Regions from separate parts of the Mus musculus genome. Here region 2 is linked to region 1. Evidence: chromatin loops called from intact Hi-C (ENCODE). Cell type or tissue: heart. All regions are shown on one strand. Links, peaks and the distances in the headings refer to the core of each region. The heading gives the core; the rest is flanking DNA.

The links. A loop is a pair of places that touch in the nucleus more often than their neighbours do. Peaks named below come from ENCODE experiments on the same cell type or tissue, not always from the same donor. Only the 100,000 strongest peaks of a DNase experiment are listed, where the experiment ranks them.
Region 2: a loop joins it to region 1, with 2.1 times the contacts of the local background. A loop is called at or near these places in 3 of 42 quality-filtered maps.

What each region holds. Positions count from the first base shown.
Region 1 is chr1:42,628,203-42,636,113 of GRCm38, reverse strand. Gm30248 (a long non-coding RNA gene) reads left to right here. Exons shown (of 3, transcript XR_373380.2): 1 at 1-638; 2 at 5,762-6,465. Among named protein-coding and RNA genes, the nearest start is that of Gm30248, 7.6 kb to the left of the region's middle. In heart, for the core only: no CTCF peak of the experiment used is centred there; a DNase peak (open chromatin) is centred at 3,653.
Region 2 is chr1:42,522,020-42,528,957 of GRCm38, reverse strand. No RefSeq gene overlaps it. Among named protein-coding and RNA genes, the nearest start is that of Gm46089, 48 kb to the left of the region's middle. In heart, for the core only: no CTCF peak of the experiment used is centred there; no DNase peak of the experiment used is centred there.

The DNA.
Region 1 (7,911 bases), core at 1,106-6,105:
TGATGTGTTCTAGCTTCACTCGAACTCATGATCTTCCTGCCTCAGCTTTTCGAGTGCAAGGATTATAGGAATGCACCATATATTAGGACCAACTACTCATTGGTAAGTCATTGGTAGTCCATCATCCTTATACATAAGAGAACCTTTTCCATGCACTGTGTGACAGGGATACCCATGGCTTATTCAGCTTCTCTAATCCTCAGCTACATGGTAGCACTTGGAGGTTAGTGACCTCAATGTGCACAGCCCAGGTCAACAAGCTCTTACAGCCTGCAGCCTGTTACTTTGGCACTGGAGCGCTCCCGAGGCCATGCATAGCCACCACTTCTTCCACTTGAATGCTCCTTATCATTCCTTTGGGAATAAAGATCAAGCTATCATCTCCAGGACCCTGTCTGGTTTGTCGCTTTGATAAACAGAAACCTTCCTTTTACTTTGGAAGAGACATATTTACACATTGGCAAGGTTGTCTATGTCTTTTGTTCTCCGAGAGATTTTTCCAGAACTCTTTTGTGGCCAGTCTTCACTGGCCTGAGTCTCTTCCAGGTGAGCCAAACAACACCTTTCCCTTCTCTGCATTGAACTTCACGGCACAGCACAGCACAGCACAGCACAGGGGAGCATATTTTGGACCAGAGGTATGTAGTTTATTACGTCTTCTATTTTGAAAACAGATTTTGAAGACTGAGGTGGTCTGGAGCATGCCCCAGGTTTGCCGGCGGTATATATACATCCCAGTCTCCCGCTGGAAGCCCCAGATGGATGCCATCCGGCCAAGGGGCTTTGTTCCTCTGCTCAAGTTTTCCAGGTCGCTCCATGACTTCCCCCCTGGAGAATTCAGGCTGTGTGAAGGCCATACTAGAGTTTCCTGTGCAAAAAGCTCTTGAAATGTGGAAGTCTCCGCTCCTCTTGATGATAAAAGTGATGCGGAAAGGGGGAAAAAACCCCAGCTCAGTTACCTGATGGTGCTTATTAGTGAGTTCTGCCCTGAGCTGGTGCTGAGAGATTTCATGTGGATACAATCCCACTGTGGGGGGAGCTGGTCAGCAGAAGCCACTGAGTGGACAGCCTTCACTTGGAGGGTATTTTTCTCTGTAATAGATGAAATGAGGGCTAATAGATCTCATTTCATAACAGAATCAAGATTCATTCAGTTTAAGTTTAAGTCTAAAATTCTCAGCTTATTGCAGCCTATTTAGAGAGAGAGAGAGAGAGAGAGAGAGAGAGAGAGAGAGAGAGAAAGAAAACATGCCAGCCTGGAGAAGAAATATCCTCAGGAAACCAGCCTGGAGGAAGAGAGACGAAAGCATGAATGAGCCATTTAGCTTTTCTTGGAAAATGGCATAATTCTCAGATGAACGGAAGGCCAAGCATTCCCCACATTTTTATTTTTTATTTTTTTGTCAGACATGTTTGCCAGTCCACAAGGTACTAGAACCCCAACCAGGGAACATGGACTGACTCCAGTTTCAGTAATTCAGGTGTTTGTGGCATAGAATAAACACCACCCAAGAAGGGAATATCCTGAGTTACCAGAAGTTTCAGTGTGTTATATAATACTAGCCACATTTCAACTTTTTCTACAGAAAGAGGTAAGTTAGCCATGAATGGCTAACATATAAGCAGAACATTTTACTAGTTAAAAAAAAAAGTGGAATCTGCCAATGTTTGGAACTAATCTTTCGAATAATTTGTTTTTCTAAGGTCATGTAGAGCTGATTTTAATCCATTTCAATAAATCAAAGAGTGTATGTTGAGTGCATATAGTAAAGCCCCATTGGGTGAGATGTTAGCAGCTGCCAGAACTATCTGCTATGGGAGGAGGTCATAGCATAATCAGCAAGAGAAATGCTCCTGAGATGGGGAACACCATACAACATCATAAACAAAGAGAATCAAGCACAGGATAAGAATGGAGAGAGATCATGGGTTGCTGGGAAGAGACTTTAGGCAACAGTGGCATTTAAGAGCCCAGAGAACTCTAACTCTTCAGGATGAGGAGATGGGAGGTTGAACAAGGACACAAAGAACATAGTGAAACAAAAATAATCTAAATAATTTTGTCAAGTGTTTCTTCATAACAAATAAACAACAAACAAACAAACATTCCTTAGCACTTCACATGAACTTGTGAATTTAATTCGAATAGTTATAATATAATTAAGATATGGTAGCTACTACTTGAAAGGTGATCAAGTTAAGTCCTAGGAATGTTAAGTACTTTGGTCAAGAACTCATGCAAAGAAACCCATAAGCTGGGACTCTCTTGGGATCGAGGAAGAAGTCTGTACAGCTGTGTCCCTCATTGTACTCAATTGCTCTTCTCATATTCCTCTTAAACACTCTTAAACAGTGAAACATGAGCCCAAGTATGTGGACAACTCTGCATAGCTTCAATGACACAGTTCCTCCTGGACCTTTGCTTACTCCTCCAATGGAATGGTACTTAGTTGTGCTGGCATCCCCACTGGACCAAACAATGTCCTGCAGCTTCAAGAGCTACTCCAGAGGAAGCCTGGATCTCTTCATTACCACCTAAAACAAAGCATCATGATACCCTGCACTGACCAATAATACCACAGTATTGTGTAATAGAAGAACTGATTTCATCCTGTGAATGGATGAATTTCAAGTCTTGGTCAATATATGACCTTATATTTGACCTTGAAGAATCTAGAACGTTCTCAGACTGACAAGTTAATATTGTCTTCAATCACATGTATTGAACAAATGTAGTATGAGTGCTACTCAACAGACTTCAATAGTGTGTCTTCTTCCCTTTTTACATCATTCCATAGACACAAATCATAGATTCTGTTCCTGCTCCATGCTAAATACTGGAAATGCCAGCAAAAGAAACATGAATTTATCTTCTAATGGCATGATCAGATAATGTCACTGTGAGTTGGCATTTTAGCTGAGCCCAAAGTAAAGAGAAGAAACAAAGCATACAAGAGGTGGCATGCCATTTCAAGTCCAGAGACAAGTCTAGGTATATGTAGAATCCCTGGAAAGAAAAAAATTCCTGGACACAAGGAATGGAAAGCAAGAAGAAGGCAAAGAGACACTGTATAGGAGACAGGACTTATTCTTCATTAGACATGAAGTTACTTGTAGTGTGTAGTTTCTACTACTCCACTTTCAAGATCTGGGCAGATGGCATTACCAATCACCACCCTGGTTCCCTTAGATCTGTGGATGAAACACACACACAGACACACACACAGACACACACACACACACACACACACACACACACAGACACACACACAGACACACACACACACACACACACACACACACAGACACACACACACACAGACACACACACAGACACACACACACACAGACACACACACAGACACACACACACAGACAAACACACACACAAACACACACACACACACACACACACACACACACACACACACACACACACAAGCTTATTTTTAATATGCTTTTTAGTTCAATGGCCAGGCACTTCTAAACCTCTTGTGGCTAACATGCCCTTGCCTTCACTCCCAGCTCAATACCTCTAAATCTGCCCTCAACTTGTTGCCTGGTTATCTTCTCCTTGTTCAGCACCCTAAATTTGTCCTCAGCTTACTTGTGCTCCTAATCTCCTGCCTGCTAGCTACTCTAGTACCAGTCAGGCAAGCAGCCAATGGCCACTCCACCTGAGATCTCCCATGACTGGTGGCTCTCTCTCCCTCTGAAGCATGGTGAATTTTCTTTTCCTCTGGTGTCTCCTAGCCTGTCTGTGGAAATCTGGAAGCCCTGCATCTTCCTCCCAGCCATTGGCTGCTAACATCTTGCTTCATCAAGCAAGAACCAATTGGGGAACAGGACCTTCAGCTCTCATGCGCAGATTCCCGATCAAAGCATCAGAATGACTCCCTACAGTTACTGAACAATTTTAAGCCAGACTTGTGGTAGAAGAAGGATAGGTCGCTTGAATGTCTAAATATATTTACCGCTTTGTGGACAAATCCCATGACAAGATATGTGTGTGCAGTTGCTCCTGGTAAGGTGCACTGGCTCTTGTAGTTTGAATGTGAATGTATCCTGCAGGTTCTGTGGTTGAATAATTGGGTCTTCGTCTTGTGGTGCCATTTGAGAAAGTTAGAACTTTTAGGCAGTGGAACCCTGCCCAGAAGGAGGAAGTGCGTCAATATAGGTGGGGCTTGGAGCGTTTAAAGCTTGTTCCCACTTCCTCATTGCTTTCTGTTGCTGGATTGACGATGCAATGTGAGCCAATGGCCTTGATCTAGTTGCCAGGCCATGATGGACTAGTGTCTACCCTGGAACATATAAGGCATAGAAAACCCATTCTCTTTTAAATTACCTGTGCGAGGGCATTTTGCCACAATAACAGAAATGAGACTTTACAAAGAAAGCTTTTGCAGGTTGAAAACGTTGTAAGCAAAATCAAGGAAGAATTTCTGTAGCCATATATTTAAACTTGTCCATAGTTATAAGCAGAAGCTGATTTTCTTAAAGGTTCCATTGGAAGAAAGGATTCTTAAGCAGCATGCTGTCCCAATTCCAAATGGCTGGAGGTGCTGCTTAGGAGCTCAGGGTGATGTCACCTTCAGTGTGCTTGCTTCCGTGGTGTGGGCCAGGCTGATGAAAGAGTTTCCCTAGAGGTGCTGAGCCTTGCTGCTGCTTCTGAGTGATGTGAGAGTTGTTGCCATGGGGATTAGAAAGCTCCTAAGGGGCCTGGACTTTGAAAGTTCTTCTAAGTTTAGAGACAGTAAAGAAGTGGAAATACTGAAATTTAAAATTAAATAGTTAAGCACACTGCAATATATGCTTAATGATAACATATATTTAAATTAAACATAATCAAAACAAATACTTTAAATTACAAATCAAACCTTCCCAGATCATTAAAGCTGCCTATTTTTTACAGGCAACTGAAACCTATATTTAAGAGCTTCCATTTTCTTCAAATATTAATTGAATTTTCTTTCAAAGCTACGGATGGAACCCAGGGTCTCAGTCACGTATGTAGTCAAGAACTTTACTATGGAACTTGAACCCCAAAGAATTAATTTTAAGGCAAATATTACTTCTGATAAGGCCAATATTTCTGGCTCAGAAGTTAAGAGGACTAGCTGCTCTTTCATGAGGACCAGAGCTTAGATCCCTGCACCCATGTTAAGAAGATTACAGACACATATAACCACAGCTCAGAGGGATCTAATGTACTCTGTGCCTTCTGTGGGCACCTTCATACACATGTGCTCACACACTTGCCCAGACACATGCACACTATATAAAGAAAATTAAATTAAAATCAAGAAGCAGTAGTATATCTCTTTTGACATGATTATCAACAGGGAAGGAGCTAGTTCCATCTCCAGGTTCAGAGTGTGATGCAGTCAGTCCTGGGCCCTTCATTCTCAGCTTGTTAATGCCCTCTGAAATAGAAAATTGATTTTTTTTTTTTTATTAAAAACCAGAGAAGTGATGTCAGGGTCTGAATTCATTCCAGTCAAGTCTATTTAGAGCAGTGGTTCTCAACCTTCTTAATGTTGCAAACTTTTAATACAGTTCCTCATGCTTTAGTGACCCCCCCCCCTTAATCATAAAATTATTTTGTTGCTACTTTATAACTGTGATTTTGCTACGGTTATGAATTTTAATGCAAATCTTGGTTGTCTTTGATGGTGTTAGGCGACCCCTGTGAAAGGGTCGAGACCCACAGGTTGAGAACCACTGATTTAGAGCCTTCTTTGTTTTTGTTTTTCTAATCTAGGAAACCTGAAAGAACAGAGGTCCACTGTCAGCATTTGCACAGGAGGAAGTATTTCGAAGCCCCCATCACCTCGTCTGGCCTTATAGACCTGCTGATGAGGAAGGCCTTCTGCTCCCCTCCCCCAACCCTCTCCTCTTTCCATCTCTTGCCTAAAGGCTGCTCCGTTTGGGGGACTGTGCCCAAGGTGCTGCATGGTCGACCGACCGACCCCAGAGAAAGGCAGGCATCATCATCTCAGCTGCTCCCTCTGCTCTAAGGACCGGGGACTAGGAACATTCTGGCAAGAGAAGGGAGGGGGGGCCAAGCTTGGAGTCACACATGGCTGCATTTCGTATGGCAAGGCTTTCTTGTTTGTGCTTTCTTCCTATGGAAAAAAAAAAGGCTCTGGAAGGGGCCTGGGGAGCCAGATCAAATGTTCAAATGTACTGGCAGGGAGCCAAGGCTCAACTTCTCTGCCAGGAACTCCACGTTCTCAAGTCTTCACTGCTGTTGAAACTGATCGGGAAGGTTAATGAGATTAATATGGCCAAACACTGTGGGCTTCTGGGAAGCAAACAGCCAGGTAGGGAGGCCCAGTGTTGGACCAAGGTGGCTGGAAATAAGGTATACAACCCACTCCTAGAAAAGCTTGAGTGTTTTTACCGGACAATCCCTGTGCCGGGGCTGGCGAGGGAAGCGCACAGAACTCTACGTCATTGCTGAGGGTGAGTGAGTGACCTGGTCGGTTTTCATCTCACCAGCTCTGCCTAGCACTTGCCACCTATGTAGTTCCCCTAGTGACTTTTTTTTTTTTTTTTGCAAAAGAGTTTGAGTGTTTCATGAAAAATGGTGAAATAACACAGCCATGGGGGGGGGGGGAATCCAACTGGGCATGGGACAGAAAGTTGAAATGTCTCTATTGCGGGGACATGCCTTGAATAGATTTTTGAGCAAAGAGGAGAAGAGAGTTTTCTCTCTCTCTCTCTCTCTCTCTCTCTCTCTCTCTCTCTCTCTCTCTCCCTCTCTCTCTCTCTGTATTTATGAATATTTAAAAATGATATATAAGTGGAAGGACATGAAGGAAGAAGAAGTTTGGGTAAATCTATAAAACCGCCACAATTTATGAAGAGTTTAAAAGGCAATTTCTTTTAAAGGGGCAAATTCCTAATTTCCCACATAAAAGTATGGGAATTGAATGGTAAATCCTTCTCCACCGACAAGCCCTCTGAAAGAGGCATGAAAAAGAGTTACTGTTCCCGTCCATTCATGCCTCCTGAAAGCCATGGATGTGACACTCACTGCCCCGGAGCACGCAGCCTGTGGTTTCAAAGCTGCCGGGTGACTTCTCAGAAATGATCTATTGTGGCGCTTTGTTTCGTCCGGGTCACCCTCGTTTTGTTCTGCGAGGGCTGTGTTACTCTTCTGCCATTAATCCACCCTGTCTTCTCTTCTCTATTCAGAGGCACATTTCACTCCTCATCGTGCCCAGAGCGGGGATGAAGTGTCTGAGAAAGGCCTAGTGCTCTGCATGGCAGAGAGGGAGAGAGAGAGGGAGAGAGAGAGAGAGAGAGAGAGAGAGAGAGAGAGAGGAAGAAAGGAAGGGAAGCCATTTGAGGAGTAGCCAGGGTGGAAAAGGGAGTATTGGGTGGTGGCTTCATCCACTCAAGTGGACTCCAGGGACTCAGCTACACAGCTTTTGCATCTCTGGGGAAGGGGCATCCTGACACAGATCTCATGGGAGATTGTCCTTATTTTTCATCTTTGGCTTGATCTGCTCACTCATAGTTTGACAAATACAGACTACATGTAGCTCAAGGGTTGGCAGGCTGGAATGGACTGCAAAAAAGATACAATTATTTCCAAAGGAAAAAGATTAAGAAGAAAAATTAAACCTCAAACCTGCCATTTGGTTAGTATCTCAGATCGTGTTTGCATCCCTCCCATCTCATTGGAAACCCCCTTTTATCTGATTTTATCCAAAAATTACTTTCTTACACCCACCTTCTGGGTCACTTACTTTTAATATAGTTGGCAGGGACTATCCAGAGGTCTCCAAGGATCCCATGATAACTTTGTTAAACCATGCCAATTATCAGTGGATCTGATGTCTCTCCTTTGTACTCCATGCACAGGGGTTGCAGGTTTTTGTCCATCAGATCATACAGAGACTA
Region 2 (6,938 bases), core at 1,123-6,122, 110 kb after region 1:
TGGAATTAAGTACATTTACACTGTTGTATAACCACCAGGGCCACCCACCTCTGAGTTTCTTGTTTCCATCTAAGTAACTTAGCATCTGATGAGTTCACCTTCCACCACCCCCTGTTAATCACTTCAGTGTCTTCAGGGTTCACCTACGGGGCAACACAGGCCAGAATTTTTTTCTGAAAACTGAGTAACACCAGGAAGGGCTAGATCTTGATGTGGTGGTAGATATGCAGGCTGGGGATAGACGTGGGAACAGTTTGAGATTTCTCTAGGAGAAATGTCCTTTCTTGGAGGCTGTTATATGACACTGGAATTAGTTGGTCATTTTGTTGCTGTCTGAATTGAGATAGGTTCTGTCATCAGGAAACAACTCCACAGAACATATGAGCCACAGAAATGCAAAGAACGTAGGAGGTCCTTAAACTCTCATGGTCTTTGGACTAAATACTAGAGACTACAGTCTCTAGTACTGTCGAAATGCCAAGAACGTCCCAATGTCACGGCTTCTTCTGCCTCTAGCCTTTCACTGTGTGCCTGTTTTCTTGCTATTCAATAGGCACACATCTACTTTGAGACGGTATTGGTCAAAAGAGCAAACATTTATGGGATCATTAACCCAGTGAAAGGAAAGCAAATGTGACCTTCTGGGGCTAAGCCCACTGTCTAGGGTGTGAGTTTATGGAACATAAAGTCTTCCACAAGGGAATCTGGATCGTCTGGGTCTGGGCATGAATATAAACCTTCTGCAGGGATTCCCCCATCTCTCTCCATTGCTAATATCCAAGAAAAACAATGGTGTGTGTAGAACCCAATGAGATTAGACTAAAACCCAAAACAAACAAGGATTTTGATATCATTCTGTCCTGACTCATGTCTTGCATGTTTTAAATTCTCTTGGCCCCATAAACACATTACAGCTAATTATGGCTGAGGCTCAGTCGGCTTGCGACTGAGTACATAGTGGATTCCAAAGCTAGAAAGCTGAGCTTAACGTCCCCAGGTTGGCAAGGGCACAGTCCTTCTCAAGGGCCAGAAACCCTGGGGAGGTAGCCTGAGTAGTTGGCAGCCAAAAAACGGAGGAGGAGGCAAGAGAAACAGAAATCAATCATCAATCCCAGCAGCTAAGCCGCGTGGGTCTTTGGTTTTCCCGTGTTTTGTGCCTTTGTTGTAACAGCTGGAAGGCTGTACCCAGCTGTCCCAGTGGTTTCCAGCACTAATGTATCTGGGGATAACTCAACTCTTGGAAGCTTCACAAAAGAGATTGGTGAGCTCTCTGACATCACTGAGAACAATTCAAAGGTTTTCCTCTCCGGTTTTCTGTGTGACACACATTGGTTTTGAAAACTGAAACACAACAGCAAAGAATAGAAAAACCAGGCTGAGCACGCCATTTGGTGTGGAACTTATAGGCTGGAGTGGGCAACACTCACTGGGAAACAACAGGCCAGGGTTTAGGGCCTGTGGTACCTTTAGGAGCTCACAAAAGAGTTTTTAATTCTTTTAAAATCAGAAGAAGAGAAAAAGAACATTTCGGTCAGAAAAAGCATTTCTATGCATAGTGTCAAAATATTTGTTTTATGCCAACACTTGTAAAAACAACTATTTTCAATCTTTTGTTTGCTTTGATTTTTTACATATAGAAAAGGGTCTGTTGAGGCACAGTGCCTAGAGCCCATGAAGGGACTACTCATTGTTACTAAAACCCTGGTTTTAGAAACAGTTGTGGGGAATTAGGCTGGGTCCCCTTGTCATCTATACCTTGCATTTATTGGCAGAATGATAGAGAGCTGCAGGAACAAGAGAGATGGGTGTGACCACTGCTGTTTGAGAGCCACTTGCTGTGAACCCATGAATCTTCTTTCCACCTGGAGGTCAGTATTTCCTTCTTTCTCAGGTCTTTAGCCTGCACTGTGGAGAGACAGGTTCTAGTCCCAAGAAAGGAGCAGAGGGGCTCCAGGGCTCAAGGGAGCTGTAGTCAACACCACAAGGGGACTAGGGGAAGCTCTCTGCAGAGCTGGGACTGTCTTCAGCTGCTGGTATAGAGAAGGCCATTGGAGTCTGTCTTAGTCAGGGTCTCTATTCCTGGACAAAACATCATGACCAAGAAGCAAGTTGGGGAGGAAAGGGTTTATTCAGCTTACACTTCCACATTGCTGTTCATCACCAAGGAAGTCAGGACTGGAACTCAAGCAGGTCAGGAAGCAGGAGCTGATGCAGAGGCCATGGAGGGATGTTCCTTACTGGCTTGCTTTCCCTGGCTTGCTCAGCCTGCTCTTTTATAGAACCAAGACTACCAACCCAGAGATGGTCCCACCCACAAGGGGCCTTTCCCCCTTGACCACTAATTGAGAAAATGCCTTACAGTTGGATCTCATGGAGTCATTTTCTCAACTGAAGCTCCTTTCTCTGTGATAACTCCAGCTGTGTCAAGTTGACACAAAACTAGCCAGTACAGAGTCCAAAGTTCAGTAATGCAGAGGTGGTTACTCCTTTCTGTAATCCCATAATTTAAGAGGCTGAGACAAAAGAATCATCCATGAATTTGAGGTTAGCCTATGCTACAGAGTAAGACCTTGTATGGAAAAACAAAAAATCAACTAACTAAACTGATCAAATGTTACAAGGTAACTTATACAGAAAACACACTCCTTTTTCCCTTTCATTGAAAACAGATTTTCTTTTCCCCCTTTTATTAAAAATAGATTATTCTTTCAAACAATATATTCCGATTACAGTTTTCCCTTCTTCTTCATCTCCAGGTTCCTTCCCACCTCCTCTTACATCCATACCCACTTCTTTTCCGTTTCTCATTAGAAAAAGACAGACTTCTAAGAGATAACAACCGCATATAAAAAATAAAATAAAATGAAACAAACCCCATCACATTGATGTGGGACAAGGCAACACAGAAGAAGGAAAAGAGCCCCAAGAAAAGGCAGAAGAAGCAGAGACGCACTCACTCACACACTCAGGAGTCCCATTAAATACTAACCTGAAAGCTGGAATAGCTACACAGAGGACCTGAGATAGAACTCTGGGGGCCCTCTGCTTGCTGTTATCAGTCTTTGAGTTCATAGGAGCCTTGAGTGGTTGATTTAGAGGGATTTGTTCTCCTCATATCCTCTCCCCCTTCTGGTTTCCATATTCCTTCTGCCTCCTGTTCCCTGAGATCTGAGGGGAGGGATTTGATGGAGACATCCTATTTAGAGCTGACACACAGACTTTTAAAGCCAAATTAACATCTTTATTCAGCAGCCAGTGGATTACAAGGGGAACTTACCCAAACTGTGTAGCAAGCTTTAGCATTCTTGGCTTTTTATGCATAAACCCCATGGTGGCACATTTCAATTAGCAAGGGGAAACCCCAACCCGCCACGTACTCTAGCAGGCGGGCAATAGAGTGACTACATTCATAGCAACTCACCAAGGTGTGTGGACTGCTTCCTGACTATCTGCTAAGGATGCCAGGTCGTGTTTCTGCTGCTAGTAACATCATGCTGCTGCTGGCCTGCCCATCAGCTTGCACATGCACAGTAACCTGGAACACAGAGCTTGCCAAGACTTCTAAGATGGCAGGCACAGATTAAAAGATTCTAAGCTGCAGCCATGACAGTGCAGCGAAGCACTGGAAACTGCTGTAGTCCCTCTCTGGGTCTAACTGCATGCTCCCCATCTCTCCTCTTTGTCAAGCCAATGAGGTTCAGGAAGCTCTTGTCCAGGCCGTGCATCCGAAGCTGCCCTGCCTGCCTATGGCCTCTATTCATCAGTACTAGAAGCACTGAGAAGCCCTCTGTCTAGAATTCTCAACCTAGGCATGGCACCTTCTTCGGCCATTCCCTGGCTGCTCCTGACTGAGCCTTAACATGGGTCCCATCTAGGGCATAGCTGTTGTCACTGGCATTCGGTGCTAAGTGTTATCTGTCATCCCATAGATCTGACCATTTTCTGTCCATGACCCCTGAACTTGTATCCCCTGGGTGGGTAGTTTCTGTTCCATACTCAGCTTTTCATAACTGGTTTTAAAGGTTGGGCCTGAATCTCACCATTTTAGGATCTTAATGACTTGGTGCTACATAAATCATGAACGCAGTCTGGAAGGTTTGCTCCTTGGTGACCTATATGGGTGTGCTAATGAGCCAGGGACTCCTTTTCTAAGCAGACTCCTAGAGGGTTTTGGAATGCCTTGTGATTTTATAATTAAGGACCAGACATGCCCCTCGGGAAGACTCACAGAGGGAACAGGGAGCTTGGACTGGGGAGGCAGGCAGTCACATTTATACTTGTTTTCTGCATTTGCTTGTATGCCTGAGTGAGCCGGAAGAAAAGAACATTGCAATCTAGGGAACCTGTGACTGGCTGAAGTCACAAGCCGGTGGCTTGTGGGAGTGGAGATTAGAGCTTGGATTGTAGCCAGGTTGCTTTTCAGGGGCCTTTCTGCATGCTCTCTATGCATACATAACTGTATGACCAAAACCTAGACTGAGCTTTGGGAATTTAGCCTCCATTTCCGTCTAATTTTTAAGGAACATGGATTTTTTAAAAAAATTGTAGTTGTTGGAACTTTAGAGTTTTGTTAAGGCCTCTGAGCACATGCTGAAAGTGTTCCGAGTCTAGATTAGCAATATGGGGGGTCCCACTAGCTAGGATGGCATGTGGAGTTCCCTGAGCATAACTACAGGAGAAGAACATTCCAGAGTTAACAATAAAATAAAATAAAAAAAGAAGGGGGAAAAGATTGTCCTAACTGAAGATGTTTGGAGTCAATCTACCCTATAAAAACACAGTCAACACTCCTACACCTCCCCTGATCTCCGGAGGTATTCTCGTTTGTTTACTGCCAGAATAATATTTCCAAGAAATGAATTTCCTGAGACTTCTACTCAATGGAGGAACACTTGCCTTTAGAGTTCCTGCAGCAAGTTAGGATGGGTCAGTGCAGTTTAACAGGCATACTTGAAAGGGAAACCCTGATAAAAAGCAGGACTGAAGTTTTCTCCCATGTAATTTCACCTCTTTGTAGTCTGAGAAGATGCTCATGCTAAAAAATGACCTTTCAAAATATCTGATGCAGAATATGAAACACAGAAAGGAAACACGTAGATGTAACCACCAAAGAATGAGCACATAATTGTATCTATTCCTTTTGATAGAAATACATTCATACATAGCTCACTAAATTTTCAAACAATTTTAGTTTTGTGTGCTTGGGGAGTGCTCTCGTACACACAATAGCCATATACACTTTGGAAAGCAGTTTTTAAATTGTGATGCAATCTCCATTTAATGATGTACTTACTTTTATTACTTTTTGATTAGGTGTAGGTGTGTGGGTATGCACATGCCAGTGTAGATTTCTGGAATATCGAGAAGAGAGTATTAGATAGGTCACTTGTAACTGCAGTTATAGGCTGCTGTGTACTGTCTCCCATGGGCTCTGGGAACCCCTGATAAACTTATTGTAACCCTAGATATTCAAGGAGCAAGCACCCTGTACTTTATTCAGGATGCAAGTATAAAAATTGGTTTTCATACTGGGGGCATTTAAAATCCAGCACAAAATACTTTTATGTGACCATATTCCTATTTATTCATCTGGGATATTTCAAATGTCAGGAGCAAATTTCCAGGCAAACTAAAAGACAGTTTCTGATGAGTATTCAGGCAGTTAGTCTTGAATTTACATTATCCACTTGATATCTCTGCTGTGTTAGTAGTTACTCACGAGACAGCTGAAAGGGATAATATTAAAATAGATTAGGTGATTGTATTCAGTGCCTATAAAAAGCTATAATCTAAAGGCCTGGAAAGTTTATTTCTATAACTACTAAAATGTAAATGGACATTCAAATGTAGCATTTATATTTTTAGCGAAACATGGCTTTTATCACATATAAACAAACAAGCAATCCAAGATTGTCAAAGAAGTTGTTAGAAGTAGAAAATGACTAATTAAAATAAGAAATACCGGTCTTATTACCCAGCAATGGTCTGGAACTGAATTGAATGCTGTTTGATTTAGGAATTATAGCAATTCATATCTTAAGGGCTCTGGAGTCTTCATCAAACCATGGAAAATGTGATACTTTAACTATGGAGACCGCGTACAGAGATATAAGTGCAGGCATATTCTAACCAGAGAGTCTCCGTGGCTGAGCAGGCTCTTTCTTCGGCACTTCCTCTGGGATTTGCTTAGTTCAGTGTAACCTTCCTTCAACACCCACTTTTCAGCCTTCTGAATTGTCAGCAGACTTTTCTGTTTTCGAAAATCATCCAAGTTTTGATGTGGAGGACGGTGGCTAGAAATGATAGAATCCGGGCCATAGGGCAGCTCTTACAGTTGGTTTTAATGTCAACTTGTCACAAATTAGAGGCACCCAAGGATGGAGCCACCCCTGAAAATCTGTCCTGATTGCTTTGATTGACATGGAAAAACCCAGCCCCACTATGGGCAGCACCGTCAGGTAAGAGTCCAGATGAGCAAGGAGCGGCTGAAGAGCATCCTTTGATGCTTGGCCTTCCTTCCTGACTTCCAGATTTCTCTGGTTGCTGCTGCTGTTTCTGATTCCTTCACTGATAGCTGAGCCAGTCCTAAGTTTTTATCCTGGAATAGGAACAAGTGGATCTTCAGAAAACCTCCTGACTTCCAGCTTCTAATGCTAGATTGGGACTGCCAAGGCTCAGGCTTTGTGGACTGAGCAACTAGCAGTTATTACCCCCCCCTCCCCCTATGCCAAGTGAGAAACAGACACTGTGGAACTACTCTGACTGTGGAGGCCCTAAGTCTCAAGGACTGACTAACTACTGGGTTAACTCTTAGGAGTGATTCTCCTGTTATTACTATTTTTAAGTTGATTTAATAAATTCCTTAACAGCACACACACACACACACACACACACACACACACACACACATACAGGCACAAACACACATATTCACACAC